Regions from separate parts of the Homo sapiens genome. Here all the other regions are linked to region 1. Evidence: chromatin loops called from intact Hi-C (ENCODE). Cell type or tissue: endothelial cell of umbilical vein. All regions are shown on one strand.

The links. Peaks named below come from ENCODE experiments on the same cell type or tissue, not always from the same donor. Only the 100,000 strongest peaks of a DNase experiment are listed, where the experiment ranks them.
Region 2: it touches region 1 in a loop (5-fold over the local background); 77 of 110 quality-filtered maps call a loop at or near these places.
Region 3: it touches region 1 in a loop (4-fold over the local background); 21 of 110 quality-filtered maps call a loop at or near these places.

What each region holds. Positions count from the first base shown.
Region 1 is chr5:134,407,884-134,415,883 of GRCh38, reverse strand. CDKN2AIPNL (CDKN2A interacting protein N-terminal like) reads left to right here and starts at 4,003. Exons shown (of 3, transcript NM_080656.3): 1 at 4,003-4,268; 2 at 5,882-5,981. The coding sequence starts at 4,030. RefSeq lists enhancers at 3,135-3,872, 3,860-4,349, 3,873-4,611. In endothelial cell of umbilical vein, a CTCF peak has its summit at 3,879; a DNase peak (open chromatin) is centred at 3,903; H3K4me3 peaks cover 1,429 bases; H3K27ac peaks cover 1,070 bases.
Region 2 is chr5:134,574,503-134,582,502 of GRCh38, reverse strand. JADE2 (jade family PHD finger 2) reads right to left here. Exons shown (of 12, transcript NM_001388185.1): 11 at 5,607-5,735; 12 at 1-4,009. The coding sequence ends at 3,186. LOC124901191 (U7 small nuclear RNA) reads left to right here and starts at 4,313; the gene lies at 4,313-4,372. RefSeq lists enhancers at 364-895, 896-1,428. In endothelial cell of umbilical vein, a CTCF peak has its summit at 4,524 (motif pointing right); DNase peaks (open chromatin) are centred at 2,282, 4,572 and 5,082; H3K27ac peaks cover 2,223 bases.
Region 3 is chr5:134,499,673-134,507,672 of GRCh38, reverse strand. LINC01843 (long intergenic non-protein coding RNA 1843) reads right to left here and starts at 1,121. Exons shown (of 2, transcript NR_105045.1): 1 at 839-1,121. It also overlaps the pseudogene RNU6-456P. RefSeq lists enhancers at 853-1,507, 3,866-4,205. In endothelial cell of umbilical vein, no CTCF peak of the experiment used is centred here; a DNase peak (open chromatin) is centred at 4,092; H3K27ac peaks cover 1,800 bases.

The sequences.
Region 1 (8,000 bases):
AGAGATGAGGGTCTCACTGTGTGTGGCCATTAACAATTTTTTTTTTTGAGACAGTCTTGCTCTGTTGCCCAGGCTACAGTGCAATCGTGCGATCTCAGCTCACTGGAACCTCTGCCTCTCAGGTTCAAGCGATTCTTCTGCCTCAGCCTCCTGAGTAGCTGGGATTACAGGTACGTGCTACCACACCTGGCTAATTTTGTATTTTTAGTAGAGACAGGGTTTCGCTATGTTGGCCAAGCTGGTCTCGAACTCCTGACCTCAGGTGATCCGCCTGCCTCAGCCTCCCAAAGTGCTGGGATTACAGGCCTGTGAGCCACTGTGCCTGGCCAATATTTTATACTGCTTAGCATTTTGAAAGCATAATGTTAACAACATCACAATTTTTTTTTAAAGAAAGAATACCTGGCCAGGTGTAGTGGCTCATGCCTGTAATCCTAGCACCTTGGGAGGCTGAGGCAAGAGGATCACTTGAGCCCGGGAGTTTGAGACCAGCCTGGATAACATAGCAAGATCCCAACTCTATGAAAAACTTAAAAATTAGCCAGGCATTGTGGCACACACCTGTAGTCCCAGCTACTCATGGAGGCTGAGGTGGGAGGATTTCTTGAACCTGGGAGGTCAAGGCTGCAGTCAGCCATGATGTGGCACTGCACTCCAGCCTGTATGGCAGAGCAAGATTCTGTATTAAAAAAAAAAAAAAGAATACCTATTTGTGCACTTTTGGGTTTACAATTGTATGCATGTCTGAATATGTTCGTCCGTATGTTATGTATATGCATATGCTCCATAATTGTCACAGATATGCTAAATAAGGTAGTTGCTGCATGACCTTTAGCTTTTTCACACCCCATAGGCAGGATTGGCTGTGTAACTGCAGCTGCTATTTGCAGAGCCTGGGTTCCTATTTCTGAGCTAACCTCTGTACTATACAATCAGGTGACCAAGACTTTCTGAGCTAACCTCTGTACTATACAATCAGGTGACCAAGACTTTAGCTCAGAGAACCCTCAACAACTTTGAGTTTTTCTTTTTTTGAGACGGAGTCTCACTCTGTCACCCAGGCTGGAGTGCATTGGTGCGATCTCAGCTCACTGCAACCTCTGCCTCCTGGGTTCACGCCATTCTCCTGCCTCAGCCTCCCAAGCAGCTGGGATTACAGGTGCCCACCACCACGCCTGGTTATTTTTTGTATTTTTAGTAGAGACGGGGTTTCACCGTGTTAGCCAGGATGGTCTCGATCTCCTGACCTCGTGATCTGCCCGCCTCGGCCTCCCAAAGTGCTGGGATTGCAGGCATGAGCCACCACTCCCAGTCTAACTTTGAGTTTTTCTAAGTTTGGTCAGCGGCAGGTGGAAGCAGAATTACCTGGGGCCTTGAATCTGAACATCCAATGGTGAGCCTGGGGGAGTCTGTCATTTTAACGAGCCTCTCAGGACGTGGGATCTGCACTCACTTTTGGGACTTTTAGGTCTGTGCACCAATTCCTGATTGCTGGGAGTAGCTAACTCTGTCTTTGGTCTCACAGGCCTGTTGACACTTTGCTTGCCCACATTTGCATGAATATCATGCCTCCCTGTTGTTAACCATTATGCCATATCACTGAGCTTGGTGCTGGGTCTTCAGGTTCATTCTATGCGGACTGCCCTGTATTTCCATGCTTTGTTGAGTCTCTGATTTCTGGGGACCCTGATGCCCCAAAAGAAGCTGCAGAAGCAGCAGACAGGATGTAATCAGCTCTCCCCACAGGCCACACTCACAATACAGGACCTGCACTGGAGCCCTAGATCGTGGATTCTAGGCTCACCTCTGTACCCCAACCTCACATTTGACTGGGGGCAATGGGGAAGCCTATTAGGTCAATAATCTCTCAAAGCTGGTGAAGGCTCAAGTGACTCTTTGTGTGAAGGGAAAACTTTCCTTTGCTCTCTGAAGGTTAGTGAAAATCAATTGACAAAAGGCAGATTAAGAGGAGAAAAGGCAGCCAGGCACTGTGGCTCACGCCTATAATCCCATCATTTTGGGAGGCCGAGGAGCTTGGACCACCTGAGATCAGGGGTTCGAGACCAGCCTGGTCAACATGGTGAAACCCCGTTTCTACTAAAGATACAAAATTAGCCGGGCGTGATGTCAGGTGCCTGTAATCCCAGCTACTCAGGAGGCTGAGGCAGGAGAATCACTTGAACCTGGGAGGCAGAAGTTGCGGTGAGCAGAGATCACACCATTGCACTCCAGCCTGGGCAAAAAGAGTGAAATTTGCTCTCAAAAAAAAAAAAAAAAGAGAAAAGACATACAAGTTTATTAATGTGCATAGTTAATCACAGAGTGATTACCCCATCATCCAGAGTGTGAATATTTTAGATGGGTAGTAAATGATTTTTAGGGTAATTCAATGGGCTTGAAGAACATGCAATGGCCTGGGACAAAGTCTGTTGGGCCTGCAGAGGAGACAAGGGTTTGTGACAAAAGTCTGTCCTAGTGTGTTGACCATACTTCAGTCTTTCCTCCTGCAAAACAAATTCACTTAATGAAAACTCAGGGAGGGAACCAGAGATAATTGTTTCCTTTGGCGTTCTGGACTAAATTTAGGCAGATAAGGGAACAACTTCATCTTGTGCTTTGGGAGGAACAAAGAATTGACAGACAGGAGTGTGTGTTGGTGGCGGAGGTCACAGAGACCTTGAGGCTTCTTCATCAGTTCAGCATGTCAAAATACATTTTGGGGTGTTGGTTTCTGAGCCCCAACACCCAGTTACTGTAGTTGAATGCTTCCAGGGATGGAAAATTCACCACTTAAAAGGAAGCTCTTTTTTCTCTCAGTGTGTCTGCTACCTGAGACTCGAACAGACAGCAGAGTCATGCCAGCTAAATAAAAACTTTCAGGTCCAGCCAGTTACGATGGCTCATACCTGTAATCCCAGCATTTTGGGAGGCTGAGGGAGACGGATCACTTGAGCTCAGGAGTTCGAGACCAGCCTGGGCAACATGGCGAAACCCTGTCTCTATTTAAAACCAAGTCCAAACTTGCTCATTTCCTCTGGACACATTGTTTCTGGCTCCTTCCAGCATCTTTTGTAAACACAGGTGTCACTGTTCTGGTTAAAATCCTTCAGCGGCTCCCCATTCTTGGGATCTAGCCAGGATCCCTGCCTGGCCTACTGGCCTTGCTGACCTCTGCAACTTCATCTTCTCCATTCTCTACCTGCCCTGCCCCGCCCCCCAACCCCTCCTACCCCCTATCTTGCAATTCTCTTACCAGGCCATGCTCTCTCTTGCTTTGACCGACTCCCCTTTACTCAGAAAACTGCTCATTCTTCACTTCTCCAGGATCACTTCCCTGACCCCAAGACTAGATTGGGTCCCTTGCTTATTCATGGTTGTAGCACGCTGAACTTCTCTTTACTAATACTTGTCAACGCTGAAATTCTCCATTTACTTGAGCAATTATGTCACTAATGTCCACTCCTCCACTCCATGGTAAAGTTCAGGCGAGCAGGGCTCCGAATGTGCTCTCATTGCCTCTCCAGCACCTAGCAATGTGCCTGGCAAGTATTCACGGGATGGATGGATTACTCGCTCCAGGAAGGCGGGCCCCAACCTTCGTGGCTGTGGAGACCCCTGGAAGTCGACCGTGACCCGGGCCCCCTGATGTCGCTCAGGATGAGGCGGTGCCCGGGAAACTCTCAGGGCAAGGGCACAGCATAGCTCTGGCTGGCATCCAGCTGCCAACTGGAAGAGGGCGCTCCGAATCTGTGTTTAGGGACCTCAGTTTTCCCACCGGTTCCCCGCAGGGTCGACCGCAAAAGACCCTTGTAGCCCTGGGTAGACCCAGGGCAGGAGCCACGGGCTGCGGCGGTCTGAGGAGCCAGGAGCCGCTCTGTGCCCCCGCAGGCCGCCGCTCCGGGCGAGGGCGCTCCAGGTTGGTCTTCTGGAGCAGTCGTGCGCTGATGGGGCCCCTCTGGCCGGCAGGCGGTGGCGCAGTGCGCGTCGGGAAGGCGGCGGGCTATCCGGTCCTCGGCTGCGGCGGGCACCATGGTCGGTGGCGAGGCGGCTGCCGCAGTGGAGGAGCTGGTTTCGGGGGTGCGGCAGGCGGCCGACTTCGCGGAGCAGTTCCGCTCCTACTCAGAGAGCGAGAAGCAATGGAAGGCCCGCATGGAATTCATCCTGCGCCACCTGCCCGACTACCGCGACCCGCCCGACGGCAGTGGCCGCCTGGACCAGCTGCTCTCCCTCTCCATGGTCTGGGCCAACCATCTCTTCCTAGGCTGCAGGTGCGGACCCCTGCCGGCCGGCTGATCCTGTCCCCTATCTTCCGACCCTCAAGGCCTCTCCCAGGGCTCACCCCTGACCCGAACCTCTGCCCCAGACTGAACCCGGGCCCAACCTCCATCCGCATTGGTCGGCCCGAAGACTGATTCCCACCCTGGAGGCCCCTTGGAAAGATCCTTATCTTTGAGCCTCAGTTTTCTCTTCTGGTAAAAGGGTGGTTATGATGGCTGTAATAATTAAAGGGTGAAGAGCTAAATACATGGCGGGTTCAAAGGTTGCTATTGTTATTTGTATTACTATTATTATTAGCTCAAACCATCACCTTTGCAGTATGCATTCGAAGTCCGTTAGCCCCTGTCACCTACATGGCAAACGTGCAGAGAGAGAAACGGAGATCCCCATTTTACAGATGAAAAAGCTTAGGGAGAGAAGTGATATACCTGGGGCCATGCAGCTTCTGGCAGGATTGATGGATTTTAATCACTAATGAGAGGATGTAATCTGTATCCTATGGCTTTTTCTCCTCACTCCACAGCCCACGGGGTCCTAAGTAGGAACCAGCTTCACCTCTCTGCTTTCCCTCTTATGAAAATGGCCGATGCCTTTTTGTGAAGGTCTCAAAGCCCACTTCATCCTGGCTGCAGCACCAAAAGGACAAAGGCCCGCTTTTGAAGTGCCTGATAAGGCATTCCTTTCACCCCTCCATGAGGAAGGTGGCAAATCTTGAGACTCCCTATTAGAGAGCTTCGATTTTCCTGAAATTGTGTTAGGAAAATAGGGTGACTTGGTTTGATCTTGGTTTCTATACCTATTATGGCTGCCTGACTCTGGTCATTTGGCCCCTGCAGGCCTAAGCCACTTGGTTTTGCTTCACATATTGGGGTTTATTAGAACAGTACGTAGGGAAGCAATGCCAGAGGCACCCGTCCCTTTTCCCTGCCTTCTAGGTGCTCCTGGGAAATCCTGGTTTTCCATGGTTAGGCAAATGTCAGAGAATTGGGGAAATAAATAATGTTTTTGTTAGACTAACATTCCATGTATTTAAAAAATAAAAATATTTTGGTCCTCATCCTGTATCTGAGAATATCTGTTGCTGGATGTACAGTGCCTCTGTTCTTCTAAATCTTGAAACATCTGCTGTACTGGTATTTCTGAAGTCCACTTCTGTATCTACAAGCAAGAAGTGTTCACAGGGCCAGGCACGGTGTCTCACGCCAGTAATCCTAGCACTTTGGGAGGAGGATCACTTGAGGTCAGGAGTTGGAGACCAGCCTGGCCAACATGGTGAAACCCTGTCTCTACTAAAAATAAAAAATTAGCCAGGCGTGGTGGCACACGCCTGTAATCCCAGCTACTCGGGAGGCTGAGGCAGGAGAATTGCTTGAACCTGGGAGGTGGAGGTTGCAGTGAGCCGAGATCACACCACTGCACTCCAACCTGGGGGACAGAGCAAGACTCCATCTCAAAACCTTGTGGGGAACATGTATAGGTTTGCCCTGCAGTATCAGGTCAGTTCTCTGAGAGCTGATTTTATAGTTGAGCAACCTGCAGTTTCTTATTAATCCACAGTGACAATTGTTCCAAGGTTTTTACCTTACTACTTTTTATTGTGCAGTTACAATAAAGACCTTTTAGACAAGGTGATGGAAATGGCCGATGGGATTGAAGTGGAAGACCTGCCACAATTTACTACCAGAAGTGAATTAATGAAAAAGGTAAATAGGATTTCCAAGTGCATGTGATGAAATGGTGTAGAGTTAACAGTCCCTGCCTTGATGACACTATATTAGAGTATATTGTTTTTGAATGCTCTTTACTGCCCCAAAGACCTATACCCTTTCATTTTTATTTCCCCATAATTGGTATAAGCCTTTTCATAAATAGTTGACAACTCACTGTGGTAAATTATGCATTGTTGATGAGGTAACACATAAGCTTAACCTCTTCCGGTTGTTTAGGAACATTGTTTTGAGATTTTTGCTTGATGTTTAAAAAGATGTTGGCTAGAATACTTAAGTTTCCTACTTGTTAAAAAATCTCATTGGTAAGACTCATCCTTACCCCAGGTGTGAGTGCCGGTGTGAGTGCCGACCTGACTTGTTTGGCTTCTGTGATTTGCTGATAAGAACGTGCCTGGAGCAATGTCGATGGCATAGCTGTTCTCTACCCTTTGGGGTCTGATCTCAGGCGATGGGCTTTTTACAGTGAGTCTTGCCTAGAGTCTTGAATCTGGACACTGGAGCTGGGGCTACAGAATGTGGCAGAAAGAACCTCAGAATATGGAGCTGGGCATCCCAGCTATTAATACTTTTCAGAATCACCTCCAAAACATGCTTGTTTCACATTTGTCTGCTCAGGCAGCAGAATTAATTGCTCGCTTATCTTCTGAAGTTCCTTTGGCACTTTATCCAGGGCTCTTTTAAAGCAGTTGTGACCTTACAGATGGTGTCTAAAGTTCTATTTAGTCTTTACAACTCCCAAACCTAGTATACTTATACCCCAGAGAAGGTACTCAGAAAATACTTATAAAATCGACTGAAGCAGTAGAGTAAAAAGCTGCTGGCCCCTTTTTAGGTCTGCCCTTAGAAACATAGGTAAGCCCATTCCTCCACATTTAGGTCTTGTCTTGGGAGGTGGGGCACATATAGAGGTCCTCTTCCATATGGGTGTCAAGGAACTAATCAGATTCTCAGTTGCTCATAAAGTATTTCAGTCCCAAATAGTACACCCCACTTGATTTTCAGGATGGTTTGTTTTTCTTAAAAAAGTATTCTTTTAGTTTTAATCTGAACCTGGGGAAAAGCTTCAGGTTGGTTTTCGAGATGCTATTATGTTTTAAAATCAGCTGTTACCTCAACACAGTACTCCTGACAAAAAATCAGTAAGTAAAATCAGCTGTTTTTTTGTTTTTGTTTGTTTGTTTGTTTGTTTTTGAGAGGGAGTCTCCCTGTGTCGCCCAGGCTGGAGTGAGGTGGTGCGATCTGGGCTCACTGCAAGCTCTGCCTCCCAGGTTCACACCATTCTCCTGCCTCAGCCTCCTGAGTAGCTGGGACTACAGGCGCCTGCCACCACGCCCAGCCAATTTTTTTTTTTTTTTTTTTTTTGTATTTTTAGTAGAGACGGGGTTTCACCGTGTTAGCCAGGATGGTCTCGATCTCCTGACCTCGTGATCCGCCCGCCTCGGCCTCCCAAAGTGCTGGGATTACAGGTGTGAGCCACCGCACCAGGACTAAAATCAGCTGTTAAAAAGGGGCTACTGTTTTTAGCCAGGGAGCAGTGTGAATTGGGAGTGTGTGGCTTTTTGGATCTTCTCATGTAATACTTAAAAAAATACTGGGCAGTCCTTGGGTGTTCTATAGTAAGGTTCTTGGGGCCCAGCCAGGGAGGAGCTAGATAGTTTCTGGCTACTGGAGTATACCTTATGGGGCAGGGGCAGGGGCAGAGGTAGGCAGGGAATGAGGTGAGCCTTTATTTTTAATTTATTTTTTAGATAGAGGCTCACTTTGTCACCCAGGCTGGAGTGCAGTGGCACGATCTCAGCTCACTGCAACCTCTGCCTCCCAGGCTCAAGTGATTCTAGCGCCACAGCCTCCCCAGTAGCTGGGATTACAGCCGGGTGCCACCATACCCAGCTAATTTTTGTATTTTTAGTAGAGAAAGGGTTTTGCCATGTTGTCCAGGCTGGTCTTGAACTCCTGGCCTCAAGTGATCTGCCCAGCTTCCCAAAGTGCTAG
Region 2 (8,000 bases), 170 kb before region 1:
TCAGCCGCTGCCAATGTTGGTTAGAATTGGGCAGTTGAATCTCTAGGAATTGTCCCAGCTAGTCCCAGTGTGCCCATACACAGTATACACAGGCATGCCTGCATACGGACACACGAGACGTGGCCTGGCACACCCCCCACAAACAATTCAACATCTATGTCTGGAAACCTGGGGTGGCTTCTCCAAGGAAGCTGAGGCCCTTACATTGCAAATGCTCACACACTGTCACTAAGTCAGGCTCATTTAATAAAATAAACCCTTCTACCTTTCTTCTTCTCATTTGTTTCAAAATACATTTATGATACATAAAAATACTTTTCTTGCACATTATCCTTTGTCATGTGATGAGGGGGAAGGAGGTGGTGGGCGGTCAGGTCAGTGAGAAGGGGGACGATAGCCAGAATGAGTTACAGAGCAGCTTCTCCTTCCCTGCGGAGGAGCTGTGTGTGGAGGCAGATGTGGTTGAGAGAAAGATCTACCTCCACCTCTGACCTGGAAAAGGAACCTGCCTCAGTCTCAGGGACAGCAAAGCCCTCTACACTGGGGACAGTAGACCGGAAAAAGACAGAAGCGGCTGTGACCAACAGGGGAAAGGCTGGGAACTGGGGGAGGATGGGTGGCTGGCATCCTTCTCCTTGCAGCCTGCTGGACATCCTGGAGGTGGAGACAGCTGCCTGAAGAAGATTGCTCCAGGGCTTGGCCTGGGAGTGAAAGGGCACCCCAAATGAAAGGCCACCCCCCTCCCCTCGCAGCAGCCAGCCAGCCTAACAGACATCTGGGTTCTGCAGGACACAGGCTCAGCAACAGTCCAGTCCAAAGCAACAGCCAATGAAGAAGGGCCAGAATCCAGAGGCCAACAATGTGAGCAGAGGCTCTTGGAAGAACACCAGCCAGCCCGAGGCAAGGGGCCAGACTCGTTGCACCCTCTCCCTAATTCTCCACCCACCCCTGCCACCAGGGAGGCCCAGCCCCTGCCCCAGGATGGTGTGAAGGGGCAAGGGGCCAAGTGCTGAGACTGCTGGACCCTGGGCTTTCTGGGACCCCTGGCAGAGTTTGGTTGTTCTTTAAGCTCACCTCTTTGCTTCCTGCAGGGTCAGACCGGGCAATCTGGCACAGACAGGGTTGCAGCCCGAGGTGACCCAAAGCATGGGGAAGGAAGAAGTTCTGTTCAAAGGCAGTAAACAGAGACTGGGGTTGGGACACTGATGCTGACACTGACTGGTCACTACTACCAAGGCGGGCAGGCAGACTAAACTCTACAGGGTAGCTCATGCCATCCCAACGCCCAGAATCCTTGAAGCCCACCCCACTCCCTCCGAGTCCACCCGGACTAGACACATTTGTCCGATCCTCTGAACTGAGTCATTATCTTTGTTTCCTGTTTTGCTAAAATTCACATGAAATTGAGTGTCGATGACAATGCCACTGTCGTACCTTGATAGTTTTGGAGTTAGGGGTGGATGAAGGTCAAGCTGTTCCCCATCCTGCTTATTTGCTTTATGTATTTGGGGAGGAGGGAACCACATGGTAAAGACGTTTTCCATGCTGGTTTCACCGTCAGTATCTTTCCCCTCTGTGAGTCTCACAGTTTAGGAAAGCTCACAGTGGGCTCAGCCCAGGATCTGAAATCTAACACCCAGGTACACTTCAGCAGCAGCAAAGCATCCTCTTCCAAGCGCTTGAGCTCTTCTCCTTGGGTGTGTGCAATGAACATGTTTCTATACTTTGTTGCTAAAGAACTCCATTTAAAAAAAAGTCCAAATGACAAGTTGTCAGGTCCAGGCTGTGCTGTATTATGGTCAAAATATTCTTTGGCATCCACAGAATGATTCGACTGATTCACTGGACTTTTTGCAAGGTTCTTTTTGGAGAAGTTCTGGCTTTACCAGTGGTGGAAGTGACCCAGGAGTAATTCATCAAAGAAAAAAAAATGTTTTCACGGAATTCCTTTTTTGTTGTTCCCTGAGCTATCACCCTGGGGCCACTCTACTGAAACTCTTCAGAGCAACTACCTGGGACCTAAGGGTGGGGTGGGGAAGGCAGGACGGCGGGGGGGGATGGCAGGACGGGGGGGGGGATGGCTGTGCGAGGGGTTAAGGCTCAGGAACAGGGGAACATCCAGCAAGACTTACAACAGCCCCAGCGGCCAACACCGGCCCGCCCTGGGCCCCGGGATCCCACTGCTTGTTGGAAGGAGGAGTTTCCAAAAGGAAACCACGGAAGAAGCTCATCTTGTAGCAGGACTAGGAAACTTGAAAAGGCAAACGGTCTGGTCTGGTCAGCTCTGTCTGAGCGTGACCAGACTTCGGCCGAGACTGGCCCCGAAGGAAGGAAGGAAGTTGGAGCCTCAGAGTGATTCTCTACAGTGGGCTGGTCTGAGCCCCATGACCCTGTCTGGGCACTGGCCCTCCCCTACAGCCCTCCACCTGCACTGGCAGCTGGCTGTTTGGGAGTCCCCTGAGTAAATGGCACAGCTCAGGAGGGATTCTGGGAACCCCTTCCCAGAGCCGCTGGGCTGGGCACTGGCAGGGGCAGAGCAGCAAGGGAGGGGAGGGTGGCAGGGTGGGCAGGCAGGCCTCAGATGATACGGGCTGATCAGGAACAGCTTTCAGTTCCCCTGGAACTAGCGGGCCCTCTGCACCCCCTCAGTGCTTTCTCATATAAACTCGTTGTGCTTGTGACAGTGAGTAGACTCTGGCTGGGTATCGTTTATTATACTTCCTTGGGGATCGGTGGAGTGTAGCAGGACCCCCCAAATGGACCCCAGTGGGATCTGGGGGCAAGGCGGGGTAGGCCCTGGACTGGCCCATCTGCCATGAAATAATGCCCAAACGACAGTCTGTGTCACCCAGTGGCAGTGGGCTGGAGTCCTGAGCTCTTGTCCACCTTGCTTGCATCTAGCCAGGAGCCCAGCAATACCACGTGGGCAGGGCAGGGATGGTGCGCGGGACCTGGCAGGGTCCTAGCGGCCGGAGCCGTGGAAGGAATCCTAATGTCCTAGGCCAGCACAGAGGAAAGACAACAGTGTAGAATTCAAAACTCTCTCTATATTAAAAATAAAACCACGACGGAGTGGCAGCCTCGAGGGTCTGGGACACTCAGCAGAGACTGGAAATGGCAGTTGTGACTGGGCTGAGGCCTTGTGGGGGGACCAGGGCAGGGCCTGGGACAGGGAAGGGGGTGAGTTAGGAGGCCAGTACGCCCATGCGGACCACCTCCTCTGCCCCTGCCTCCCGGGGACCCCGCTGCACCCCACCGTCCTCGGCCTCTACATCTGAGTCGCTCATCTCCCCATCAGAGAAGTAGCCATCAGTCTCAGTGTCAAAATGCAGGCTGACCTTGGGCCTCTCAGCCACAGCTGAAGGTGGTCCCATCCCAGCATCAGGCCTGGCACCCGGCAATCTCCGGGTTACCTTGCTCTCGCGGGGTGGCCGGAGCCGGCCCAAAGGCTTAGGGCTTGCTGCAGGGCCAGGCACTTGGACATCTGAGTCAGCAGCTACTGAGGCTGCCTCGTCCGGGGTCTCAGGGGCCAGTGGCGGGGGGCTTTCAGGGGTGGCTAGGATGGGACAGTCCCCGGCTGCAGGGCTGGACGGCAAGTGAGAAGATGTCCGACGTGGTGGCTTCCTGGTAGGTGGCCCTTGACCCCCCTTGCCACTGCCTGCATCCTGGCCCCAGGTCTTCTTGGGGGCTTTGTCTGGAGTCGTCCGTGAACCAGGCCCGTCCTGCGGTGGTGGTGGTGGTGGTTTCTTCTTGGCAGGCAGGCGGGTGCGGCCTCGGGCCTTCCTAGCAGGGTCACCAGGTCGCAGCGAGGGGTCCCGCATGAAGCTGAGCAGTGTCTCCTCGTCCTGCAGCAGTTCCTCTGACAGCAGCCCTGGAGCAGGGTCCTCGCGGTGCCCATTGTTCAGTGGCCACTCGCTCATGGCCATGTTCTCTGCTGTGATCTGCACCGACTGTGCCAGCCAGCTGTTGAAGAAGGTGCCATCGATGGGGAATGAGGTGGACAGGCCTGCTGAGGGGAGAGAGGAGGCAAGTGAGACGCCAGCAGACGTGTGTCCCACCCTTTCAGGAAGCCCACTGACGCTCCCAGCACACCACCAGGCATCGTCTTCTCTCTGTCCCCCTGTGCCAGACCCAGGTGAGCTATCTTGTTTTGTCCATCCCTCCTGCCAACACCACCAAAGAGTAGGGACTACTTATACGCTTCTCTCCAGAAGGACGTGCTGCCCTCAAGATGGGCTTCATAATTTGTGGGCTAGAGTGTAAAATGAAAATATAGGCTCCTTGTTCAAATATTATTAAGAATTTCAAGGTGGAGTGTTATAGCTCTTTTAGTTTGTCTAGCAGGTTTTTTGGATTTTACCAGAAAGCCTGCCATGGGAAAGAAAATTCAAGGTGGCAGCAGCAGAGCATTAACCAAGAACAAGGACCCCGTGGCACTGCACAGGTTGCTACCCACGAAGTTGGACCTGCCCACTACCCCCATTCTGGTGGGGTTGGGGAAGGAGGAATCTGGAGGAAAATGCCCTCAGGCCGCCAGAGGGCGCTCAGTCTTTATAAGCGTTGCCTCCCAGCGCTTGCAGCAAAGAGCATGGATAAAGGGATCAGGTACGAATAGGGGTAGCAAGCAGTATCCAGTCCCTCCTGGATGTCAGGGAGAGGGGAGGCAAGTGAGACGCCAGCAGATGTGAGGGCGGCAGAGCCTTCCTTCCTTACCGAGGTCTTGGGAGGGGGCAGCTGGCGAGACGGGAGACTGGGTTTCCTGTTAGACACCCAAGTTATCCCCTTCTTTTTGCGGGAGGGGTGTGAAATGAAGGAACAGGGTCTTGCTCTGTCACCCAGGCTGGAGTGCAGTGGCATGATCATGGTGCACTGCAGCCTCAACCTCCTGGGCTCAAGCGATCCTCCCAACTCAGCCTCCTGAGCAGCTAGGAATACAGGCATGCACCACCACGCCTGGGTTGTCCCCTTCTTGAGACAGAGGGACAGAAAGGATGACCTGGGGCTTCCATCCCAGAGGCAAGGTCTGGAAGGGGACTCCATGATGCTCCCTGAGATCTCTGGAGGAAGCACGTGAGGTCCATGAGTCACACTGCTCCCATTAGGCTGCTCTGCCTAACAGGAGGCCTGGGACAGTGGAGGTGGTGGGCAGGGCCAGAGCCTGCAGCCACTCCTCTGGGCAGCTCCAGGAGAGTCTGCTGCTGTTGCAGGAAGGGCCCACTTAGAGGATTCTGGGAGAGTAGGACAAGGATGGGGCTTTCTGGCAGATCCTCCCCTCCCAGCATGGGGCTGTCCCAGGGGCCTCTGGGAAAATCCAGCACCCAGGACCCCCCAGCCAGGGGAATGACTGGACAGTTCCTGAGTGGGCGTGGCCCAGCCTCCATCCAGGTCTACAGACGGGGCATTTCCCAGGATGTCACACGGGGCTCTGAGATCTGTCTCCTTTGTGGGTGGAAGGTGTGTGCACCTGGGCAAGCAAGGGCCTGGTTACCGCTCTTGAGCCTCAGTCTCCTACTCTGTGCAGCTGGCCTTCCGCAGGGCAGACAGAGCTGCAAGCGTGGTGATGGTCAAGCCTGCCGTGTCTGCAGGCCAGCATGGCCCTCACTCACCCAGCTGCCCCAGGACTGAGTCAGGCCCCGCCTTCACTTTCTCTTTCTTCTCAGTGCTGCCCTTGGAGCCCTCGCAGCCCTTCCTCTTCGAGTCACTCTTCTTGCCCTTTGCTCTCCTCCCAGACCGCTCTGTGTCAGGGAAAGTGAGAGGAGGAGGGAGATGGTTACCCTGAGTGGCCTCGGTCAGCACCAAGATCCCTGCGTGGCAGCCCAGGAGTCCTCCATCAGCCAGTGCTCACCCTCCACAGCAAAAAGGTTGGAGTTAGGGGATGGCTGGCATGGTGGGGTGGACCAACTGTCCACTGTGGCCTGTGGGGGACTTGGGGTGGCCACAGGGCCACGAGGAGAGGCCCTCGCAGGACCTGGACTCCAGTCTGACCTGCACAACCTGTAGTCTTGGGAGAGAGTGTGGGTGGTGGGAAGAATGGCTGGAAGGGAGTCTGGACAGGGCAGGGCCTTGAATGCCAGGCTGAGGAGCTAGACATGTAGGTGGAAGGAACACTACCTGAGGGGTCAAGAGGCTTGGGTTCCATTCCTAACCCCAGGGTCAGCAACCCTGAACCAGTCTCCTGCCATGGTCTCTTGGTTGGCTTTCAAAGTCAGGCAGCAAACTAGATGGGAGATTCAGGGTGCACCCCTGGCCCTTGTATCCTTTCAGTTCAGGCCAGGCCTCAGTCTCATCTGTTTTGGTTTGTTTTGAGAGAGAGTCTTGCTCTGTTGCCCATGATGGAGCGCAGTAGTACAATCATAGTTTACTGCAGCCTTGACCTCCCAGGCTCAAGCGATCCTCCAGCCTCAGCCTCCTGAGTAGCTGGGACCACAGGTGCATGCCACCACACCCGGCTAATTTTCAAATTTTGTAGAGACAGGGTCTTGCTATTTTGCCCAGACTGGTCTTGAACTCTTGGGCTCCAGTAATCCTTCCACCTTGGCCTCCCAAAGTGCTGGGATTACAGGTGCGAGCCACTGTGCCTGGCCACATCTGTTTATTTATTTATTTTTTAGAGACAGAGCCTGGCTCTGTTACCCAGGCTGGAGTACAGTGGTGTAATCATAGCTCGCTTGCAGCCTCAAACTACTGGGCTCAAGCAATCCTACTTCTGCTCCCCAAGCAGCTAGGAATACAGGCATGTGTCACCATGCTCAGCTAATTTTTGTATTTTTTTTTTTTTGTAGAGACAGGCTGGTCTGGAACTCCTGGCTTCAAGTGATCTTCCCACTGTGGTCTCCCAAAGTGCTGGGATTTTAGGCATGAGCCACTGTGCCTGGGCAATCTCATCTGTAACATGGCATGTAACTAATGCCTAGATACTCTGGAGGCAGGCTCCTGAGGCTCCCCACTGCTCTCAGGACAGTGTAAGCTCCTCCCCCAGGCTACAAGAAGATCTCGCACATGTGACCCAGGTTACCCGTCATCCCCACTTTAGGAGTCTTCCTTCTGCCTGGTGCAGCCATTCCAGCCTCCTTCCAGTTTCTCTGCCAAGACATGCTCTGGCCACTAAGTCTCCAAATATGCTGTTTTCTTCTCCTATCCTTCACCTGATTCAGTTCACAGGCCAAATATCATCTCCACTAGGAGGCTTTGTCCAGCCGCCAGGCCAGACAGCCTCGCCGATATGCACACAGCCCATGTCCCACCCCAGGCGTCAAGCCTCTCAACAGTGTGAGCAGCAGCTTTGGACAGGGCAAACCAGTCATCTCCAAATACCCTGCCCTGCCCTGAACAAAGAGCTGCCTGTTGTTGACACTCAAGACAAGGAGTTGCAAATGTCCCCAGAACCAATGTGGGGATGTGGACCCTCCAGGCTCTTGCCCATGCTTCTGGAATCCTGTGCCTGAGGGCACTGCTCGTGGCTTGCCACCCTCTGCTTCCTCAACTGTGGGTGCCTTGCATGGGCTTCTCCTTCTGCAGCCGATATGTGGCCACAGCCAAGTGCCTGAGATGTTGTTGGAGCATCACTGCTTCTGGGAAGACATCCCTGATACTTCTATCCCTAAACTGGCAGCAACTGTAGCGTCTGCGATACCACATTCCTCTCTCTCTCCAGATGGTGCATTCCACAAGGGCAGCAACCCTATCCAGTCCATGCTCAGTTAATGCTGGCTGAGTGAATAAACAGAAGATAGGGGGCCTGGAAAGCTCCAGCAGCCAGGAAGCTGCCACAGTCTTTGGGTACACGGTGAGCTCTACATGGTCATGACTAGCACCTGAACTTGGCAAGGCTAGATGTTGGGGCCAGAGTGGGTGGTGATGCCAAAGCACAATCAGGTCAGCTCAGCTCTGGGGCAGAAGTAGGGGCAGCAGAGGTCCTCAGTCATTTGCTCCAACGGTGGCTCAGCAGCTTTCCTCTCCAGGCCCAGCTCAGCCCTGAGGCTGAAGTGGCATTGGCAGAC
Region 3 (8,000 bases), 92 kb before region 1:
TTTACACATTTCCCCTGGTGACTCACCAGTCCTTACACCTGCCCGGCATGCTCGCACCTCCAGACTCTTGCTCCCATAGCCCCCGTGTCTGTCTCAACTGCTTTCTTTCTCAATTACCAGGCCCACCTCTTCAGGGAGCTCTCTCTGACTTGGAAGTGCCAGTCCCTTCCTCTGTTTTTTTTTTCTTTTTTCTTTTTTGAGACAGGGTCTCTTTCTGTTACTCAGGCTGGAGTGCACTGGAGTGATCATGGCTCATTCCAGCCTCAACCTCCTGGGCGCAAGCAATCCTCCCGCCTCAGCCTCCCAAAGTGTTAAGATTACAGGTGCAAGCCACCACACCAGGCCTCTTTCTCTGATTTCTGAGACTTTCACAGTCTGAGGGTTCATTTAGTCTACAGTGCCCAGGTAGGCATCTTTTTACCTGCCCCCTTCAGCTTCCTCCCTTCTCCATGCCAAGCCCAGGATCAGGGAACAAGAGACCTTGAGTCCAGCCGGATGCCATGGCTCACGACTGTAATCCCAGCACCTTGGGAAGCTGAAGTGGGTGGATTGCTTGAGCTCAGTTCAAGCCCAAGAGACCTTGAGTCCAGCCTCTCAGCCATTTCCAAATTTCCTCTGCACCCTCCCTGCCCAAGTTTCTCACCTGTGCTTGGATGTCCCCATGACCAGGGCATCTGGGCCACACTGTGTCTCCCAGGAGCTCCCTCCCACTGCTTGGAGCCCCATGGAGTCCACTTGGCTTCCCAGTAACCATGGCTGCAGTGGAGCATGACCCACACCTGAGGCCATCTGAGGGACTTGCAAATGGCTCCCTAGCCCAGGGGTCTCTTTTACCCACCTGCCACATGCCAGAAATTCCACCATTAGCAAGTCTGACAGCATCCACCCCTGATAAGGACAGACGCCCCAAGGAGAGACTCTGCCGCGAGTCGCTGGGCCAGTACTTGCTGCCAAGAGCCTGACAGCCTGTTGCTTGGTGACATCTCACTCAAGTCCTTCAGGAAACTTGCACCCCAAAGGCAGGAGGGGGCTGAAGGAGATGGGGCTCCTCTGCAGAGCTTTGTCCAGAGGCAGCAGGCTGAGAGGTGGGGGGGGGAATCTAAGGCAGCCCAATGACCCCACCCTGCCCAGGGGAGAGGCTCTCAGGCCCCACAAGCTCAGCCTCTTCCTGTCTCCCCACACCCCCTTTATTCCTGCACCTCCCTGGCTGGAGAACCGCCCCCTGCACACACTCCCAGCGGCTGGGCAGTTAGTGACCTTTGGACTGGGAAAGCACTGGAGCCTCCTGGGCCCCACACCCTGGCTGGCATTCACCGGGAGCAGGGAGAGTCCCAGAACTGTCACTCTCAGGCAGGCCCAGTCCCTGGTGTCCTCAAGTAGCCAGTCCTGTTCTCCCCTTTCTTCCATGGGGAGGAGCTGGGCACAGGGAAGAGGGCTGGGCCAGTCCTGGCCGGAGGCACTGTGCTGCCACTTGCCCTCAGCCCCACAGGTGCCCCTGGAGTCTGTGCAGAGGCCCGGGGCAGAAGCCCTGGGGGTGCTCCTACTTTCCTGCCAGAGGGGCTGGAGGATAGGATGAGGAAGTGTGCTCAGTGCAAGACCCCGAGAGTCCCAACAAGACTCATTTAGGAGGGTGAGCTAGCCCTGTCTAATAAGGAACTATTTCAGGTTTGCAGTAATCAAGTCTAGCTTGAGGCTGTCCCAAATAGTCAGATAATGGAAGCCAAATGTCTGCAACCATGATTTGGCTCCTGGGCCTAGCTGTTCAGTGCAGACCCAGTGAGGGGCCTCAGCCCTGCACCCAGCTTCCAGGCCCCCACCTCTACCTCAAGATATCAGTGCAGGCCCAGTCCTAGTAGGTCCTCTGGCTAATGAAGCCTCCTGGAGCCCATAGCCCTACCAATTCCAGTTAGAGCCCACATAGCAGACAGAACAAGATGCTTTTTTTTTTTTTTTAAATGGAGTTTCCCTCTGTTTCCCAGGCTGGAGTGCCATGGTGCGATCTCGGCTCACTGCAACCTCCGCCTCCTGGGTTCAGGTGATTCTCCTGCCTCAGCCTCCCAAGTAGCTGGGATTACAGGTGCCTGCCACCACACCTGGCTAATTTTTTTTTTTTTTAGTAGAGACGAGGTTTCACTGTGTTGGCCAGGGTGGTTTCGAACTCCTGACCTCAAGTGATCCACCTGCCTCAGCCTCCCAAAGTGCTGGGATTACAGGCGTGAGCCACCGTGCCCAGCACAAGATGCTTTTCTTTTCTTTTCTTTTTCTTTTTTTCTTTTTTTAAGACTATGTCTCGCACTGTCACCCAGGCTGGAATGCAGTGGCACGATCTCGGCTCACTGCAACCTCTGCCTCCCAAGTTCAAGCGATTCTCCTGCCTCAGCCCCCAAAGTAGCTGGGATTACAAGCACATGCCACCACACCCGGCTAGTTTTTTGTATTTTTAGTAGAAAAGGGGTTTCACTCTGTTGGCCAGGCTTGTCTCACTCCTGACCTCGTGATCCGCCCGCCTCGGCTTCCCAAAGTGCTGCTGGGATTTCAGGCGTGAGCCACCGTGCCCAGCCTACAAGATGCTTTTTAAATTAAGGGCTTCATGAAGAATTTCGTGGTTCCCCAGAAAGTGTAAGGAATGTTTAGGGTTTGGCTAAGCCTGGCTTTGAACCTGATGCTAATAGGGGAGAAGGCATCTTTAGACCTGACCTGAATCCAAGTCAGGGGTCCAGTCAGTTGCCTGGCACAGCTGGGTTGGTCTCTTTTCTCAGAGACATCTATCGGCTGTGTTACTGAGGACAGCAAGTTGAGGGTTGCCCCCACCCCAGGAGCACAGCCCATCACTGGCCCTATTGGCCCTTCATAGGCGTGGTCCTCTGCTAAGGATGGTTAAATTCTGCCAAGCTCCCATCGTCCCCCCCGTCAAAGGGGAAGAGGGACATTATGCATGGTGCAGCATGGGGCTTGTGGTCCTCTGTCTGAACCTTGAGCATGGCACCCATGCTGGGTTGGGGAGGTACATACAGAGACACCCAGGGGCATCCTTGGAGAAGGGCTGTCTTTGCTCGGAAAGTAAATGCTCATTTCTGCTCTGTAGCAAAATCCTGCTATGTATCCAATTTCCTCCTCAAGCCCTCGACAGATTTTCCAAATGGTCTCGAGGGGTTCAGCATTCAGACTGTAGGTAGTCTGGGCTTTGCTGGGCTTAGGGACTGTGTCCTCATGATCCCTGGTCTGGGAACATGGTCTCCAAGCCTAGCAAACCCCAGACTTCTTAGTATTCTCTGGATGTCCCTATGCAGCACCAGGAAGAAAGAACAATTTCTCCCCCGACCCTACTCTAGACTTCTCTGCCAGTCTCATCCCTCCCTTGCTACCTGTGGGCTTCCTGAGCCCTCAACCCTCAAAGCCACAGTCTAACACAGTTAGAGTTAATGCCAACTGCACCTCATGGTAGCTGTGTGACCTTGGGCAAGGTACTTATCCTCTCTGGGCTCCATTTGCCTTCCCCATAAAATGAAAATGATGATAATCCTTAACTGAAAGAGTCATTGTGAGGATCAGATGAGATCATTGAAAGGCTGGCACGTCGTCAGTGCTTAATAAACAACAGGTGGTATGGTTATCATTGTCATCTGTGGATAACTGTCTTTAACCTGGACCTCCTTTTCTGCCCCTCTCCTCCATCTCCCTAAATCCAGACTTGTCACCTTCCTAAAGCCCCTGTGGCCAGAACTGGGGTGGCTGGTCAGGTCCTTCTCCCAGGCAGGCAGGAGGCAGGGAAGTGTGTCTGAGCAGCCTGCATCCCTGGTAGAAAAGATAAAACGGGTCTTCGGAAGCCGGGGTGCTCCCACTTTGGTCATCATTCATACTCCTAATTTAAGAGGATTTCAAGAATCAGCATTTCTGTGGTAGAAGCCAAAGCCAAAATACAGAGAGCGCGAGAGAGTCATTGAAGGCCACAAAGCAAGTCCAGGCCAGAGCAGGGTGAGAGTCTTGGTCAACCTAACATCCAGCGCTCCTCCCCATCTGACTCAACAGCTCTCATTTCTCTAGAAGCCTCATTCTGAAGCTTTCCTGTTCAGAGAAAGCAGCAAACAAAGCGCAGAGCCAGCCCCCTGGGCCTGGAGCCCTGAGCTCCCTGGGCAGACCCACAGGCTGACAGAGACGTTACCGGAGTTGATGATTCAACTTCCTGCCTTTTGAGAGCTCCCAGACCACAGAGGTTTTCCTGCATGGAGGAGGGGGCATCTCCTTGCAGAGGGCCAGCCCCAATGGGACAAGGCCCTACCACAAACCACAAGGACAAGGCAATGCCTGGAGGGGGCCCTGGGGGCCACACCTGAACCCTGGCCAGCTGGCTCCTGAAGCCTGGCCCTCTCTGGGTTAATGATTACTACCTAGGGTGACCAACTGTTCTGTCCTGGTTTGCCTGGGACTGTACTGGTTTTAGCACCAAAAAATCTAAAGCCTAGGAAACCCCCATTCCTGAGCAAACCAAACAGTTCGCCATTCATACCACCCGTATGGTAGGACAGGACTTACAGCCTCAGTGATTATGGGGAATCTGAGCCCCAGGATGGCACATTCTACAACAGAGAATTGGCCAACTGTGGCCTGAAGGCCAATTCTGGCCCACTACCCATTTTTGTATAGCCCATGAGCTAAGAATAGTTCTTACTTTTTTTTTTTTGAGACGGAGTCTCACTCTATTGCCCAGGTTGGAATGCAGTGGCACAATCTCGGCTCACTGCAGCCTCCGCCTCCCGGGTTCAAGCGATTCTTCTGCCTCAGCCTCCCGAGTAGCTGGGATTACAGGCATGGACCAAAATGCCTGGCTAATTTTTGTATTTTTAGTAGAGACAGGATTTCACCATGTTGGCCAGGCTGGTCTCAAACTCCTGACCTCAAGTGATCCGCCTGCCTCGGCCTCCCAAAATGTTGAGATTACAGGTGTGAGCCACCGCGCTCAGCCAGATATGTAAAAATTATGTGAAATTCAAATTTCAGCGTCCATAAATAAAGGAATACAGCCACACCTGTTCATTTACATGTTTCCTCTGGCAGCTTTCACATTATAAGGCAGAGTTGAGGAGCTGCAGCAGAGAATCTATGGGCCTATGGACTTCAAAGCCAAAAAGATCTACCATCTGACCCTTTACAGAAACAGTTTGCTGACCCCTATTCTAGAGGCATGCAAAGGGTGGGTGGGTGTGAGTAGGCAGTGATGCTTTTGTGAAGAAACTCAGGACTGGGGAAGGAGAGGGAGATTAGAGGAGTGGGCGTGATAGCACAGCACTTATCCAAGATTCAGCAGATTAGCTGTGAGGCAGGGACTAGGCACCTATGCCTTCTAAGACTCAGTTTGCCATCTGTACGTGGGGAGAAGGCAGGGCAATAGGAAGGTATGTGCTTCTCTCTGACTTCATGGACTAGTTTTTCAAGCTGCCACTGTCCTCTCCAAGAACTCAGCCACCACCAGGGACTTCTGTGTGGCCTAGGGCAGGTCCTGCCTTCTCTGGGCCTAACCTTGAGGCCTCTCCACCCTACAGAGTAGGTTCTTACCTGGCTTTAAGGCAGACCCAGGACCGGACACTTCATTCCATCTAGACTTTCAACAAGGGTGTGGAAGTACCTACTGTGTACAAGGCACTCTTAGGGCCCTCTGGCATTGAATGGTCCAGTGAATACCTCTTTGCCTTTCATCCAGACATTTGGGTGAGGAGCTCTCCTCCCTGAGACATGGTGCAGGTGGGGCCATTAACTCCTGCCTTCCCACCCCCACTCAGGTGAACATCACTGGAAACTTCTCAAGTGCCAAGCCATGCCCTGAGGGTTGCTGAGCTTGGCCAGCAGGAAGCTGACAATCTGGGAGAGCTCAAACAATGTAGAAAGACACTGGTGAAACTGGGATCCAATGCCCAGCCTAAAGTGGGCCCAATTCAGCTCCTCCACCCACCCCTGCCTACAGCCTACAATAAGATGCTCTCTCCTTTTTATTCTAGAGGGCTAAGGAAGGGGTTTATCTGAGCAGATCAAGGTTCTCGGAAGGCTTGTGGGGAGCCAACCTCAGCTCAACATAGACAGTGGTCTCTTTGGTCCGCTCAGGCAGGGCTAGAGCCATCCCTTTGCAGAGCTTCTGTGTGCCCAGTGACACTCTCAGCCCCTCCTGGGGACACTCATCCTACTAAGCCACCTCCCTCTTTTCCTCTGTCCCCACAGCTCTGGTTGCTGACATCAGGTTTTAGGACTTTGGAAAACCTAGTAACTAAGGATCAGCAGAAGATACCACCGAAAGAGATGCTCAGTTTCCAAGCTCTCCCTGGAATTCTCTCATGCAGTAGCGTCAGCAGGTTTAGCTATTTACTTATTTAATTATTTATTTATTAGACCGAGTCTCGCTCTGTCACGCAGGCTGGAGTGCAATGGTGTCATCTCGGCTCACTGCAGCCTCCGCTTCCCAGGTTCAAGCAATTCTCCCGCCTCAGGCTCCTGAATAGCTGGGATTACAGGCAACCGCCATGATGCCCGACTAATTTTTTTCTATTTTTAGTAGAGACAGAGTTACACCATGTTGGCCAGGCTGGTCTCAAACTCCTGACCTCAGGTGATCCGCCCACTTGGCCTCTCAAAGTGCTGTGATTACAGACGTAAGCCACCAAGCCTGGCCGCTATTTATTTTCTTAAGTAAACTTTTGTGTTGAAGTATAATATACAGTCATGTGCTGCACAATGATGTTGCAGTCAACAACAGACCAGATTATAATGGAATTGAAAAATTTATATTGTCTAGTGACATCATAGCTGTGGTAATGTCATAGTGCCACACATTACTCACATAGTTGTAGTCATGCTGGTCTAAACAAACCTACTACACTGCAGTCGTGTAAAAGTATAGCACATACAATCATGTACGGTACATAATACTTGATAATAAGCGACTACGTGACTGGTTTATGTATTTGCTATACCATACTTTTTATCATTATTTTAGAGTATACTCCTACTTACTAAAAAAGTTAATTGTCCAGGCGCGGAGGCTCACGCCTGTAATCCCAGCACTTCGGGAGGCCGAGGCGGGAGGATCACGAGGTCAGGAGCTCGAGACCAGCTGGACCAACATGGTGAAACCTTGTCTCTACTAAAAATACAAAAATTAGCCAGGCGTGGTGGCACGTGCCTGTAATCCCAGCTACTCAGGAGGCTGAGGCAGGAGAATCGCTTGAACCCAGGAGGCGGAGGTTGCAGTGGGCCAAGATCTCACTGTTGCACTCCAGCCTGGGTGACAGGGCGAGACTCCGCCTCAAAAAAAAAAAAGAAAAGGGAAAGGAAAATATTTTTGCACAGCTGTACAATGTGTGTTTTAAGATAAGTGTTTTTACAAAAGTCAAAAAATTAAAGTGCTTACTTCAGCCGCACATATACTAAAATTGGAGCAATACAGAGAAAATTAGCATGGACGCTGTGCAAGGTTGACACGCAAATTCATGAAGCATTCCATATTTTTCTAAATGCCCATCAGTGATAGACTGGATAAAGAAAATGTGGTACATATATACCATGGAATACTATGCAGCCATAAAAAGGAACAAGATCATGTCCTTTGCAGGGGCATGGATGGAATTGGAAGCCATTATCCTCAGCAAACTAACGCAGGAACAGAAAACCAAACACTGCATGTTCTCACTTACAAGTGGGAGCTGAATGATGAGAACACATGGACATATGGAGCGGGGAACAACACACACTGGGGCCTGTCGGGGGATGGTGGAGGGAGGGAGAGCATTAGGAAGAATAGCTAGTGGATGCTGGGCTTAATACCCAGGTGATGGGAAGATCTGTGCAGCAAACCACCATGGCACACATTTACCTATGTAGCAAACCTGCACGCCCTGCTACGCCCGAACTTACAATTAAGTTGAAGAAGAAAAAAAAAGTTGAAACAGAATTTAAAAGGTTACAGTAAGCTAAAATTAATTTATTATTGAAGAAAGAAAATATGTTTTTCGAGA